2 separate regions of the Homo sapiens genome follow, and region 1 is linked to region 2. A link is an interaction called in ENCODE POLR2A ChIA-PET data of the cell type or tissue named here. Cell type or tissue: OCI-LY7. All regions are shown on one strand. Links, peaks and the distances in the headings refer to the core of each region. The heading gives the core; the rest is flanking DNA.

The links. ChIA-PET counts read pairs that join two places held together with the same protein. Peaks named below come from ENCODE experiments on the same cell type or tissue, not always from the same donor. Only the 100,000 strongest peaks of a DNase experiment are listed, where the experiment ranks them.
Region 1: POLR2A ChIA-PET joins it to region 2 with 5 read pairs; 2 of 35 experiments call an interaction of 5 or more read pairs at or near these places.

What each region holds. Positions count from the first base shown.
Region 1 is chr6:156,194,353-156,200,848 of GRCh38, forward strand. All of the region lies in intron 3 of LOC101928923 (a long non-coding RNA gene), which reads right to left. Among named protein-coding and RNA genes, the nearest start is that of SNORD28B, 180 kb to the right of the region's middle. In OCI-LY7, for the core only: no CTCF peak of the experiment used is centred there; a DNase peak (open chromatin) is centred at 3,379; H3K4me3 peaks cover 630 bases.
Region 2 is chr6:156,302,296-156,308,791 of GRCh38, forward strand. No RefSeq gene overlaps it. Among named protein-coding and RNA genes, the nearest start is that of SNORD28B, 73 kb to the right of the region's middle. In OCI-LY7, for the core only: no CTCF peak of the experiment used is centred there; no DNase peak of the experiment used is centred there.

The DNA of each region.
Region 1 (6,496 bases), core at 1,534-5,533, 110 kb before region 2:
CCTATGTCCTCCTTGTTGGCCAAAGGTCATTCTCTAGTGAATTTACCATCAAGATATGATCAAAACAATTTGTCTGCATCCTTTATAATTGTATTAGTCCATTTTTGTACCGCTATAAAGAAATACCCAAGGTTGGGCAATTTACAAAGAGAAAGAGGCTTAAAGGACTCACAGTTCCACACGGCTAGGGAGGCCTCACAATCATGGCAGAAGGCAAAGGAGGGGCAAAGGCACGTCTTACATGGCGGCAGACAAGAGAGTGTGTGTAGGGGAACTGCCCTTTATAAAACCATCAGATCTCATGAGACTTGTTCACTATCATGAGAATAGCACAGGAAAAACCCATCCTCATGATTCAATTACCTCCCACCAGGTCCTTCCCATGACATGTGGGGATTATGGGAGCTACAATTCAAGATGAGGTTTGGGTGGAGACACAGCCAAACCGTATCAAAAACTGAGGAGCAACTTAGCTTCATACAAGGTTTTGGGCGCATCCTTTTTTTACCCTTGGGTATCTCGTAGGTAGTTCCATGGCTTCTGCCATTAGGCATTGCTGTTGAGAAGCTCGATGATGACATTGGTCTGGTTTGTGCAGGTATAACTGAATACCACGCATTGGGTAATTTATAAAGAATAGAAATTATTTCTCATAGTTCTGGAGGCTGGAAAGCCCCAAATCAATGCACCAGCACCTAGAGAGGGTGTTCTCACTGTGCCATAACATGCGGAAAGCATCACACAGGGAAAGGGCAAAGAGAAAGACAAAAGGGGACTGAACTTGTCCTTTTTAAGGAACTTACTCCCACAGTAAGGGAGCCACTTCCATGATAACAGCATTGACCCACTCATGAGGACAGAGTCTTCATGATCTAATTGCCTCTTAAAGGTATCACCTCTTAATATTGTTACAATGGCAATTAAATTTCAACATGAGTTTGGGAGGGGACCAACATTCAAATCAAAGCATAACTTTTCTTTCAAAAGAACTTCGTTTTTGCCTGGCTGTTATAAAGATACTTGTTTCATTTTCAAAATCAAATATTGTAATGGGTCAGTGTTCACAGTTTGGGGTCAATTTTCACTTTTAATATATACATTTAAATCTTATTTCAAGAAAGGTGTCATGAGTTGTAGTTTAAATGTTTGCTTTGTTCCAATGTGTTCATTTTCTTCTTTGGGAATTGCAATTACAGAAATGTTACATTTCCTTTGCCTCTCCTCCATATCATTTTTTCTATATCCATTTTTAAAATATTTTTAAATATTTTCTTATTATCTCAATTCTAACCTTTATGTTCCTAATCATTCTTCAAACTGTGAGTATTTTATTTTGTTCTGTATAATTTAGTCTTCATTTCTGAAGTGGCCTTTTTCTCCTTTATTCATTTTTTTTTTTTTTTTTTGAGGCAGTCTTGTTGTTGCCCAGGTTGGAGTGCAGTAGCACAATCATGTTTCACTGCAGCCTCCACCTCCTCAGTTCAAGCGATCCTCTCACCTCAGCCTCCTGAGTAGCTGGATCTACAGACGTGTACCACCATGCCTGGCAACTTTTTTTTCTTTTTGGTCATTTTGCCCAGGCTGGTCTCAAACTCCTAGGCTCAAGTAATCTGCCCGCCTCAGCCTCCCAAAGTGTCAGGATTATAGATGTGGGCCACCGTGCCTAGCAGATATGGCATTTTTAAACGTTGAAACAACTCCTGCAGGTATAGCAGGGCCTCTCTCTATATGTATATACTAGTGTGAATCAAAACTGAGGGCTCACTGTCCCTGTCTATACCAAGCTAAGAATTTAGCCTTAGGAATGGAAACAGTATTGTAGGGACTGCTCTGAAAAACCCGTCTGTTTCATAGGTGACCCACACAGGAAACTTAATGAAATACTATAGAATACCACAGTCCTTAATCAAAATAGTTCATTAAATCAGATAACCAGTTTTAAAATTACATATACATGTGAAATATATATGATTTTAAAATCTTGTTTTCATTGAAAATATTCATTCACCAATCTTTTCATTAGTTAATTTTCACTTTCAGATGGGTGATCAGTGTTTAGAGTTTCATGCCATCTTGTTTGTTTGTTTTTGCATAAATCACACTTATAATGCAATGTCTATAACTTCTAATTTCAGTTTCTTTAAAGTTGACAGAATGTAAGTATCCCTGAGAAACAATATGGGTAGTGGGGTGAGCTCACAATTTTCCTAATATCTTATAGTCATCTTATTCACACCTGAAACAACAGGAATATTTTATAACTTTATCAAAGTTAAATATGTAACATTTAACTTTGGTTTCACAGACATATAAACTCTTCTCACAGTTATGTTTCATGATATAACATAGTTTAATTGAGATGTACTATTAAAATAGTAAATTCAACTACTATAAACCCAGCGGACTTTTTAGATCTGTGTGGGTGGTAAACTGAAGAGTAGCCTACTGTGGGTGGGGGCGGGGCGGGGGCTCAGTCAGTATGTTTTACAGAAAGAGTTAAGAGCATTGGTTAATTGGATGAGTCAGCTTTGTGCATGCCAATTAAGAGAATGTGTACTGCTTTGTGAATTTATATAGCTCCTTCTAGGGCACACCAAGGTGTTCCAGAGCTCTTCACTTGGTATCGTTGTGGAATAAGCCATTCCCTGTAAAGAGAACAAAGGCAGATCTCTTCTCCACTTTACTGCTGAGAAACATAGATTCAGAATCCTCCTATGATATGCTCAGTGAAACACAATTATGACACTCCCCCACCTTACCCCTGTATTCTTGCTGAATATTGATTGAATATTGAGCTCTTTCTCTGTCCAATCAGCTTGTGTGTGTGTGTGTGTGTGTGTGTGTGTGTGTGTGTGTGACCACATCATTGCTTTTTGCTCCAGCAGCTTTATTGTCTTTTTAAGAGAGTTTGTTGTGTTCAGGACCTTCTAAAATATACTGTGGCAATTTTATTCTTTTGCTTTATTTCTCAGCATAAAGTCTACATTCAAATTGCTTTCACTGCTAATTTTCTGTTTTATTTCTAGTGAGGTAGCTAACTTGCATTGATGCATTCTCTTCAGCAGAACATTGGTTTCCATTAAGATTTATAGTTTGCCAAGGAGTTTCAGCCTTTGAAACATCAAAAAAATATTTTGAACAATTTGAAAGTCATGTAGATTAGCATTGAAATAGTGTGCCTTAGCATTCATGGGAAGAAATAAAAGGGTGGCAAGGCCAGGAGGGGCAGATTCAAGCCATTGCATGTGCAGGCAGCAATCCTTCCAGCATTGGGGGAGTTCATATGAGGAGAATATATTATCGCCTCATGAGGCAACACATACAGAGTTAAGTCAGCTAACTTTTTGTTTGTTTGAGAACCAAAGGAAGTGAGATCCTGTGATTTTCAAAGAACATGATGCAAACCCCACTTCCCGTGCTACATATGGTCTCTTCCTCCTTTCTTGATTTTTACATGCTGGCTTTCTTTCTCACTTGTTTTCATATTTCTATTACCTATTTTGGAGGTTTTCATTTAAAACAATTACACACTGCATCTTGTAACACCCTTAGCAAAGAGGTGTTACAAAATAGTATACAATAAACACAGAAAAGCCTTAGAAGAGAAACAGGGTTTGATAGTAAATGAGCCAAATGGTAAAATAGTTGCTTAAACAGAGGCACATTGATTCAGAAGTAGGAAACATCTTAGTGGGAAGAAACAGATTAAAATCACTGCATACTATGATCACATTTTTTGTAAATGCAGTAAGTCTATGAATACATGTGTATATATTTATGTATGTATGTGTGTGTGTGTGTGTGTGTGTGTGTGTGTGTGTACTCATACACTGTGTTTGAGTGAGTGAATGCTAAGCTAAGAAGAAAAAATTCTGGAAGAATGTATCTCAAAATATTAATGGTTATCTCCAAGTATTAGAATTTAAGAGGACTTCTTCTTTTTCTTCCTTTATATTTTCTGTACTTTCTTAGTTTTTAAAACAAGAACGAACTATTTTTACTAGAAATACAAAACTGTTTACATCTGTTGCCAAAAAGGAACCTCAAATGGACGTATACTACACGTATATGAAAGCACATTTCTGGCTCACTGCAGAGCTAATGTTGGCTAGGTATCTCTTGTACCCCTTCTGAGGGAACTTACCCATTGAAATACCAAAATACTGCTCATCTCCTGGGCATAGATCTGAGGACACTAGAGTCAGTATGTATGTGAACACAGATCTGTATACTGGGGAAATACATAAATATTGGAGGAAATCATTAGTCACAATGAAGTCCACAAAATGTGATAAAACCATATGTGAAAGTCAGAACCAAAAAAAAATACAAATGATTGCATTCATCAAGCATAAGGACCACCAAAACAAAGTACAGTATTCCTTCATTCTACCCATGTGTCACTCAGCTAGAGTGTAGCAGAAGTCATATGTATCAACTATCAACCTGCCTTGAGCAAATGCTACTAAAACACAAAAATTGTCTTTGTCAGCACACTGTCAAAATCTAAGAGTAAGAAATTATTAATGTAGGGAAACTTCTAGGGTCTTCTACTGATTCATAAAAATGTTTTTTGCAGAAGTGGGCCTTAAAGCAAAGCTTGGAAAACAAGAAGTTCAAGAGCCCATGAAAGTGTAAATTGAAGTTAAAGTGGGAATACTGAGAAGAACTAGATTGGCGGTATGCCCCCTTTCTGAGTTGCCGGGGCAGTCCCAAGGCATGCTGTGCTGTAGGGGATAAGAAAGAGAAAACAGGAAGATATATGAGTGATTTTATTTATTTCCAATGTAAAACACCAAAAAAAAAAAAAATCCAACCCTTTCTGGTTCATTTGAGCCCAGGTTGAAAGAATTCTTCCTACTTATTGATTTGGGATAGGTGAAAAAGAGTGTTGCAGGAGAGATGAGAATAGAAAAAGAGAAGCGTAATCCGATATAATTCTGATTTACAGGTTGGACTGCCAACTAGAAAGCAAATATTGACAACCTGAGATCTCTCTGCAAACAAGAAGATGCCGTGGAACAAACATTCACTGAGTCACTACCACGTGCCACGCAATGTGCAAAAGATCTAACAGTGTCCAAGACACAGTTTTTGTCCTCAAGAAATTTACTTTAAGTTCAAAGAGAAGTTAACCAAAGAAGGCATTTCTGTAAATATCTCCTGTCTTAAGTTTTGAAATGTCTATTTCAAAATTTGCCCATTAATGAAACATTTTAAAGGGTTCTACATAGGCTAGGTCCTGTGCCTAAAAATTTAAAACACATAAATAATCAAGCCTGATCTCTGTCCTTGAGGATGCAATAATCTGGTTCAAATTTAAATACATTAATCAAACAGACAAAACATAAACCTTTAGGTTTCATAATATGACATGATCGATCTGACTCCATTCCTCAACTACAAACATGTCGAAATAGTGGATAAATAAATGTTTAAAGACAAAAATGGAGCTCAAAAGAAATGAGTGAAATTCTCTAGGTACTCACGATTAGAGAATTCATAATTCTTTTCAGATATACGATGAAAACTTATTATTAATCAAATATTTGTTTTAAAAGTCATGCCAAGGGAACTATTTTTGTTTTTTTTTTCTTTAGTATTTCAGTAAGTAAATACTGAACTCTGAAGTCTGCAGAGGATTAGAAATGGGTTCTCAATACAGGTAGTACATATTCATCTAAACTATTTTTTATCCCCTATATATAAATGTCTTTGTTTTCTAGTAAAAAAAAATTCATATTCATGTTTCAAATTCAGAAGATATAAAAAATGCAAAGAAAAAGAGAAATCTTTTTAAATTCTAGCACTTGGAATAACTGCTATTAACATTTTGTTATATAAACTTCCAGATTTTTTTCTGTGCCTTTACTCACACAATATGAGTATATACACATTTTACATATTTTCATCTTTATAAACCCTTAATATGCAGATAATCTTCCCTGGCCATTGTTAATTATAATTAGAAATAAAATACCATAAATTTATAACTTTAAAATCATCAAATTATTTGTTTATCAAAAGGTTATAATGCAGAATTTATAGAATATCTAAAATAGAACAACAAAAATAACAAGACTTTTTCATATCAAAACTTGTTGAATGCTGCTAAAGCTGTACATGTAGGGAAATGTCAGCTTTATATATCAATAAAGGAAACATTATAGAAAACTAATAAGCTCAGCATTCAAATTAAGTTAGAAAACTAACAATTAAGTAAACCCAAAATAAACCTAAAAGGAGGACATAAAAAGATAATAAAATAAAAATAATTTATCTGGAGAAACAGCAAAAAGAAAATTTGTTTGAAAATTAACAAGCCATTGGTAAGACTGATCAAGAATTAAAAATATGTCACAAATAATCATAATTAGAAATAAGAAAAATAAATGTATCATACAGAGAAGCCATTTCAAATGTAAAGATTCACCAGATACGTAAGAAAAATTTATGCTGTATATAATGCAATACTTTGGGAGAATACAAAGGTAAG
Region 2 (6,496 bases), core at 918-4,917:
GTTGGACTTCATTAAAATTAAAAATTTCCACTCTACAAAGTACATTGTCAAAAGACTAAGACAAGCCACAGACTGGGAGAAAATATTTGCAAAAGATGTATCTGATAAATAATTCTTATTCAAATATAAAAACTCTTAAAACTCAACAATGACAAAACAAATGACCTGATTAAAAAATTAGGCAAATACTTAAACCTCACTAAAGAAGATACAAAGATGGAAAATAAACATATGAAAGGATGCTCAGCATCATACGTCATTAGGCAATTTCATATTAAAACAACAATGAGATACCTCTACACACTGATTGAAATAGCCAAAATCCAGAACATTGGCAACGACAAAAGATGGCAAGGGTATGGAGCACCGGGAAGTATCATTCATCACTAGAGGGAATGCAAAATAGTACAGCCACTTGGGAGGACAGTTTGGCAGTTTCCTACAAAACTAAACACACTCTTATCATATGACCCAAGAATCATGGTTTTTAGTATTTACCCAAATTAGTTAAAAACATATGGCTACCCAGAAACCTGCTCATGAATGTCTTCAGTAGCTCTGTTCACATTTGCTAAAACTTAGAGGCAACAAAGATGTCCTTCAGTAAGTGAATAAATAAATAAACTGTGGTCTATCCAGATAATGGAATAGTATTCAGCACTAAAAATAAGCTACCAAGCCATGAAAAGACGTGTAGGAATCTTAGATGCATATAACTAAGTAAAAAAAGTCAATCTGAAAAGGCTACGTATCGTATGATTTCAATGATATATTCTAGAAAAGGCAAAACTATGGAGATCCTAAGATCACTGATTGCCAGGGATTAGGCAGGAGAGTGGGATAAATAGGCAGAGCACAGAGGGGTTTAGGGCAATGAAAATTATCTGTATGATACTATAGTGGTGGATACCTGTCATTACATATTTGTCAAAACCCACAGAATACACAACACTAGGAGTGAAATCTAACATTAAATGCAGACTTTGGGTGACAATGTTGGGTCAATGTATGTAACAAGTTATCACTCTAGTGAGGGATTTTGACAGTCAGGGAGACTGCGTGCATGTAGGGGCAGAAATCTCAGAACCCTTTACTTAGTTTTGCTGTGAACCTAAAACCGCTCTACATATTAAAGTCTATTTTAAAAATTACTGTTTTAAAAAACATATGGGTTTTTTAAAGTCCACAGTAATCTCTGTGCCCCTCTCTTTTTCACTGTGATTCAATAGCACTTATTAAGCATGTTATATCTGTTTGCCAGGGCTGCTATAGAGAATACCACAAACTGGATGGCTTAAACAACAGAAATTTATTATTGCACAGCTCTGGAGAAATTCAAGATCAAGGAATCATTAGGGATGGTTCCTTCTAAGGGTTGTGAGAATCTGTTCCATGCCTCTCCCTAGCTGCTGATGGTTTAATGGCAATCTTGGACATTCCCAATATCTGCTTTCATGTTCACATGTCATGCCTGGATGTGTGTCGTCTTTCCCACCTTTTTTTTTTTTTTTTTTTTGAGACAGAGTCTCGCTCTGTTGCCCAGGCTAGAGTGCTGTGGCACAGTCTTAGCTCACTGCAACCTCCACCTCCCAGATTCAAGCAGTTCTCCTGTCTCAGCCTCCTGAGTAGCTGGGATTACAGGTGCCTGCCACCATGCCTGGCTAATTTTTTGTATTTTTAGTAGAGGCAGGGTTTCACCATGTTGGCTAAGCTGGTCTGGAACTCCTTGTGATCCACTCACCTCCGCCTCCCAAAGTGCTGAGATTACAGGTGTGAGCCACCGTGCCCGGCCAAGTTTCCACTTTTTACAAGAACACCATTCATATTAGATGGGGCCTACCCTACTTAACTACTCTTACTTAACTAATTACATCTCCAACAACCTATTTTCAAATTCTAAGGTGATATTCCAAGGTACTCATTGTTAGGACTTCAACATATGAATTTGAGGGGGACATAATTAAACCCATAATACATATCTATATACATAACACTGTGCTAGGTTCTGTTAGGAATCCAAAATATTATGGGGATTGCTCTTAAGAACATAACAAAAGTTATCCACAGCCCTAGCAATAGCACAATTTGTATCACAGGACAGTATAGGAATAAGGGTAAAATGAGAAGTACAGGTTGAGATAGATCACTTATGAGTTGAGATAGACCACTTATGGGTTGGAAGCTTGAGCAAAAGTTTTATAGAAGTAGTAAGGATTAAGTGGGGATATATCGGATGTCAATAAGCGGAGCAAGGTAAGAAAACTTCCACTACTGCACTGGGTAGTATTTCCCTTCCAGGGTCTGTGAGCAGACAGGGCCACAAGCGGGGGATGATCTAGGTGAGCAGTGAGCAGGTGATAAGGCTGGAAAAGTCAGTGGTGGGGCCAAATTACAATAAACCCCAAATAATCAATATGGGTTCCAGGTGAGGCAAAGCTGCTGGAGGTAGACTTCATTGGAAAAGAAATTCATTCATTCAACAAGCATTTATGGAGCCCTAACCTCTCTGCCCCAGAGGAGCCAATATACAAGTATTCTTTCTAAAGTAAAAGATCATCTGCAACTAAAGTACCCATTTATAAAAAGGGGTAAGCCTGGGACCTACCTGAGACAGAAATGATCCCAGGAAACTGGGTAGCTGGCCTGCTTTTATCTGTTTTTGTTTTTTCTTGAGTGTCATGTGCTAGAGCTTTACTTAGGAATCCTTGAAACTTGATTCAATCTTCACTCTTCAGCAAACTGCATGTTCTCACACTCAGTGGACCACAAAGACTATGCTAATAGATCCTAAATTGGACTCCAAAGAAGGACTGGAGTCCAAAACACAGCTCTGTAAGAATCATAACCCTCCCCTCATCATCACAGATGCAGGCTCTTGAGGAGGGAAAACAAACATAAGTAAAATTGTATTGTTCAGATTTCCAGTTATATAAATCAATGATATTTTCCTTGATACTGTACTGTATATTGTATATCATATGGATTTATAGGTTTTTGGATTGATTGAGCCAACTACCCTCTGTGTTACATCAGCAGGTTCTGTATCTTCTGGTGTCAGCATTAAAAAAAAGACAGTTACTTTTACATTCAAGATGAAATCACATTGTATTTTCAAAGCACATGTCATCTCAAAAAATTATGCTTAGGCAGGAGTTTTCATATAAATAATTCTGTACTGGGCAATCCATCAGAGGCTGCTTTTTGCTTTCTCCCTTTTTTTTTAAGCTGGCTAAGTGTGTGTTTTTTAATAAATAAGTAAAAGGATAAACCTTAAAAGCTCATCTCTAATAACAGGCTGGTAAGAAAGAACAGAGAAATTATTTTCTGGAAAATAATATTCTTAAATGATTATAGTTTGTCTTCTTGATTTAATAGATAGAAAAGTTTTAACCCTTATCATTCATTAACATGCATTACTTTTGGCATGTTATATTTGCAGGTACCTATAGCTGTAAATAATCTAATAGCTTAGTCATCCTTTTATTTCTTCTTGACATTTTTACTTTTTTATTTTCAGGAAATCATAGATTTTAAAATTTGGATTATTAGAGATCTTCTTGACCAACTACCATTGGTACAGAGCTTAACTAGTTAAAAACAATAAAACTCATTACTTTTCTCTTGTTTTAGTGTAATTATCAAAGCAATATAAAAACATTACAGAAACATTGTTACAGAGACCATCTTACTGATTTCTACCTTCTAACACAGCCAACATGATTTTTAGAATATTTCTTTCTAGTATTTCCCCATATGTAAATGTTTTATCATAATTATAGTAATTATAAAACTTGGCATCCCACTTTTTTAAGTTATAGGATGTTTCTAGTGGCAATAATAATTCTTTCTAACACAGGCCTATAGCTGCCCAAAGTCAGGCCTATAGAATTGAAGCCTTTACCTTTAAGAGGTAAAGCCTGGTGGCTTTGGTACGAGTCACCATCTCCTTGGAGAGAAATCTGCCTGCCCAGACCAAGAAGAGCACAATGCAGGGGTTCCCAAAAATAACCCTGGAGAAGCAGCATAGAACCAGATTGGGGCCTGGGGGGAGTTTGAAGGCCAGATAGGAAGTCTAGCCTTGTTTCAGTGAAGCACACGAAGGCATCCTTTTTGGCCAGAAGTGCGAGCTTTGGAAAGGTATAGCAGCTGCTGAATAAGGGACAGCGGTGAGGGGAGAGAAAACACCTGGAATGATGCCAAGCGAGGGGAGGCGGGGGTAATTTCTTGGCTTGAGGTTAATGACATGGAAGTGGTGAAGAAAGCATGAATCTGAGACATTGCAAGTTATGAAATCATAAGATTGGCCAGAAGACTTTATTTAGAGGCTGAAGAAAAAATTGACCCAAAGGTCAAACTTGCTCTCACTCCCCATCTCAAGAAGCTTCCTCCTACCCACACTTCCTTCTGAACTCCCAAGAAAGGAGACTCCTCTACTCATGAGACTACTGATCATGCGTGGGGGCTGTTGATGGGCCCATGTGCGTTAATGGGTGGGGTCACTGCACCTCTGAGGGCAAAAACCCAGGCTCCATTCTCTCATGGATTTCCTCTTTCTCCTCATTTCACAGAACTGGTAAACTCCAGCACCGCTGGCCCCTTCCATGTGACTCAGTGAAAAAGCAGACTCAGATGCTCCTGCACCTTTCCCTGTCTGTCTCGCTGCAGGCACACAGGAGGTTCTTGTATTAGGCACTAGGTATGGGAGAAGTGGGGGCCAGGGAAGAGCAGAAAAGGGCAGGGAAGGGGAGAGCAGAGGAGGAGACCCCATTTAGCCTCTAGCCTGAGGACTCACCAGGTGCACTGGAAGATCAGGAGCCTGTCCTGCCACTCACTGTAGGAGTCCACTTCCCATTCAGACACCATCCTGAAGAGACCAGCTGCGATTTAAACGCAGGCCTACTGGGCCCCAAGCCCAAGCTCTTCCCAGTATCACACTTGCTTGAGGCTTTAATATGCAATTCAGAACCACAGGTAGAAAAGGATCATGACAATTATTTCCGTTTGTTGTTTCAAAGTGATGTATTTTGTTGGACAACAATTAAGATGTGAGCCAAAACTTGCATATTATGGAACATAACTGGGCTGGCGAGGTTAGTTACCAAGCTAGTTTCTTACGCGAACCACCCGGCAAGCAGCAAGTAGGAGGCCGCCAATGCCCATTTCCAGTGGAATATTAGGATCCAAGGGCTGGGCTAGCCCAGGCATCTTCAAACTGTGTTCCCTGGAATCCTAAGAGATCAGCGCAGGAGCTTTAGCATCATCCAGGCCTTTTCAGCCAGAACAGATCCGTTATCAGCTTTATTTGCTTACACTTCCTAGTATGTTTAAGTAAAAAAAAAAAAAAAAAATAGTTTTTTTGACAGTTACTATAAGTTCGAAAACTGAGCTAGTCCAATCTTCTCATTTTGTAAAAGAAAAAGAACATGAAATTGTAGAAATCTGAATTGACTTCCCTCAAATCATACACAGCTATTAGAGACAGGGTTAGCCCTAAGACTCTAGGAGAGCATTGCTGTGTTTCAGGTGAGTTGAGGTTATTCAGTGGGGACCAGGGGAAGCGTGCAGTGCTGATGGCATTGGGAGTCTGCCTTGCACCACGTCCTGCAGTTTCACTGGTTAAATGCTTTTCTCCCTAACGTTATGCCAGATTGTGCGTATGGAGGCTCTGGGAAGTTCAAAGATATTGCTCATTTTTTCCTAGGAATATCAAGGTTTCTTTGATGTGTTCAACTGCTTTTACTTTGACTCATCTCTGAATTTGAGGTAATGCTCATTCTTTTCCAAATATAACACTAGCCTTCATTGTCCATAAAAACTGATGAAACTTACATGGAGAGGGAGCCTCCTTAACATTAAAATAGTATGTCATGAACAATTAGGCAGTAGAAAGTGATCTGGAATTTAACCAGCTAGGAACCTACACATGCATATGAAAAGGAGACAAAACAGTTAATGTAAATTAAAGGAGACAGAAATTAAAGAAACACTTGGAAAAATATTAAATGGGAGTGTAATTGTGCTGAGATACTTCATAATGCTCAAGTGTGATTATTATTTATTGTCATGATGAGGGCTATGCAAGCTGTAATGGTAATTTCGACCAAAGTCAAACATGTAATTTAGTAATTCTGGGCGTGCCTATAGTTGTCTTTTGAGTTTGGGATAACAGCAACTTTTTTCACAGCTTTGAAATTGGTTCGGAGCCACAAGATCATAAGGTTCAATGACTTCCACCCTGGTGACCCAGAGCCCAAGATGCTCGTGATACTACCAGAGATGTGTTCCAATGTTATTACTCCTAGCATATTTAATGAAATTAAATTTCTTATACTGCTGCAGCATTTTAAGAAAACACTTTCCACCGTTTGTCTGGTGATCTATCAGCTAAGAGACCACGCAACAAAAACCAAATTTTGTTACATAAAGAAAGCACGTGGTTCAGGGTCTACCCACACTAAGCTGCTAATTCTCAGTCATAATGCTTACAAATACCAAA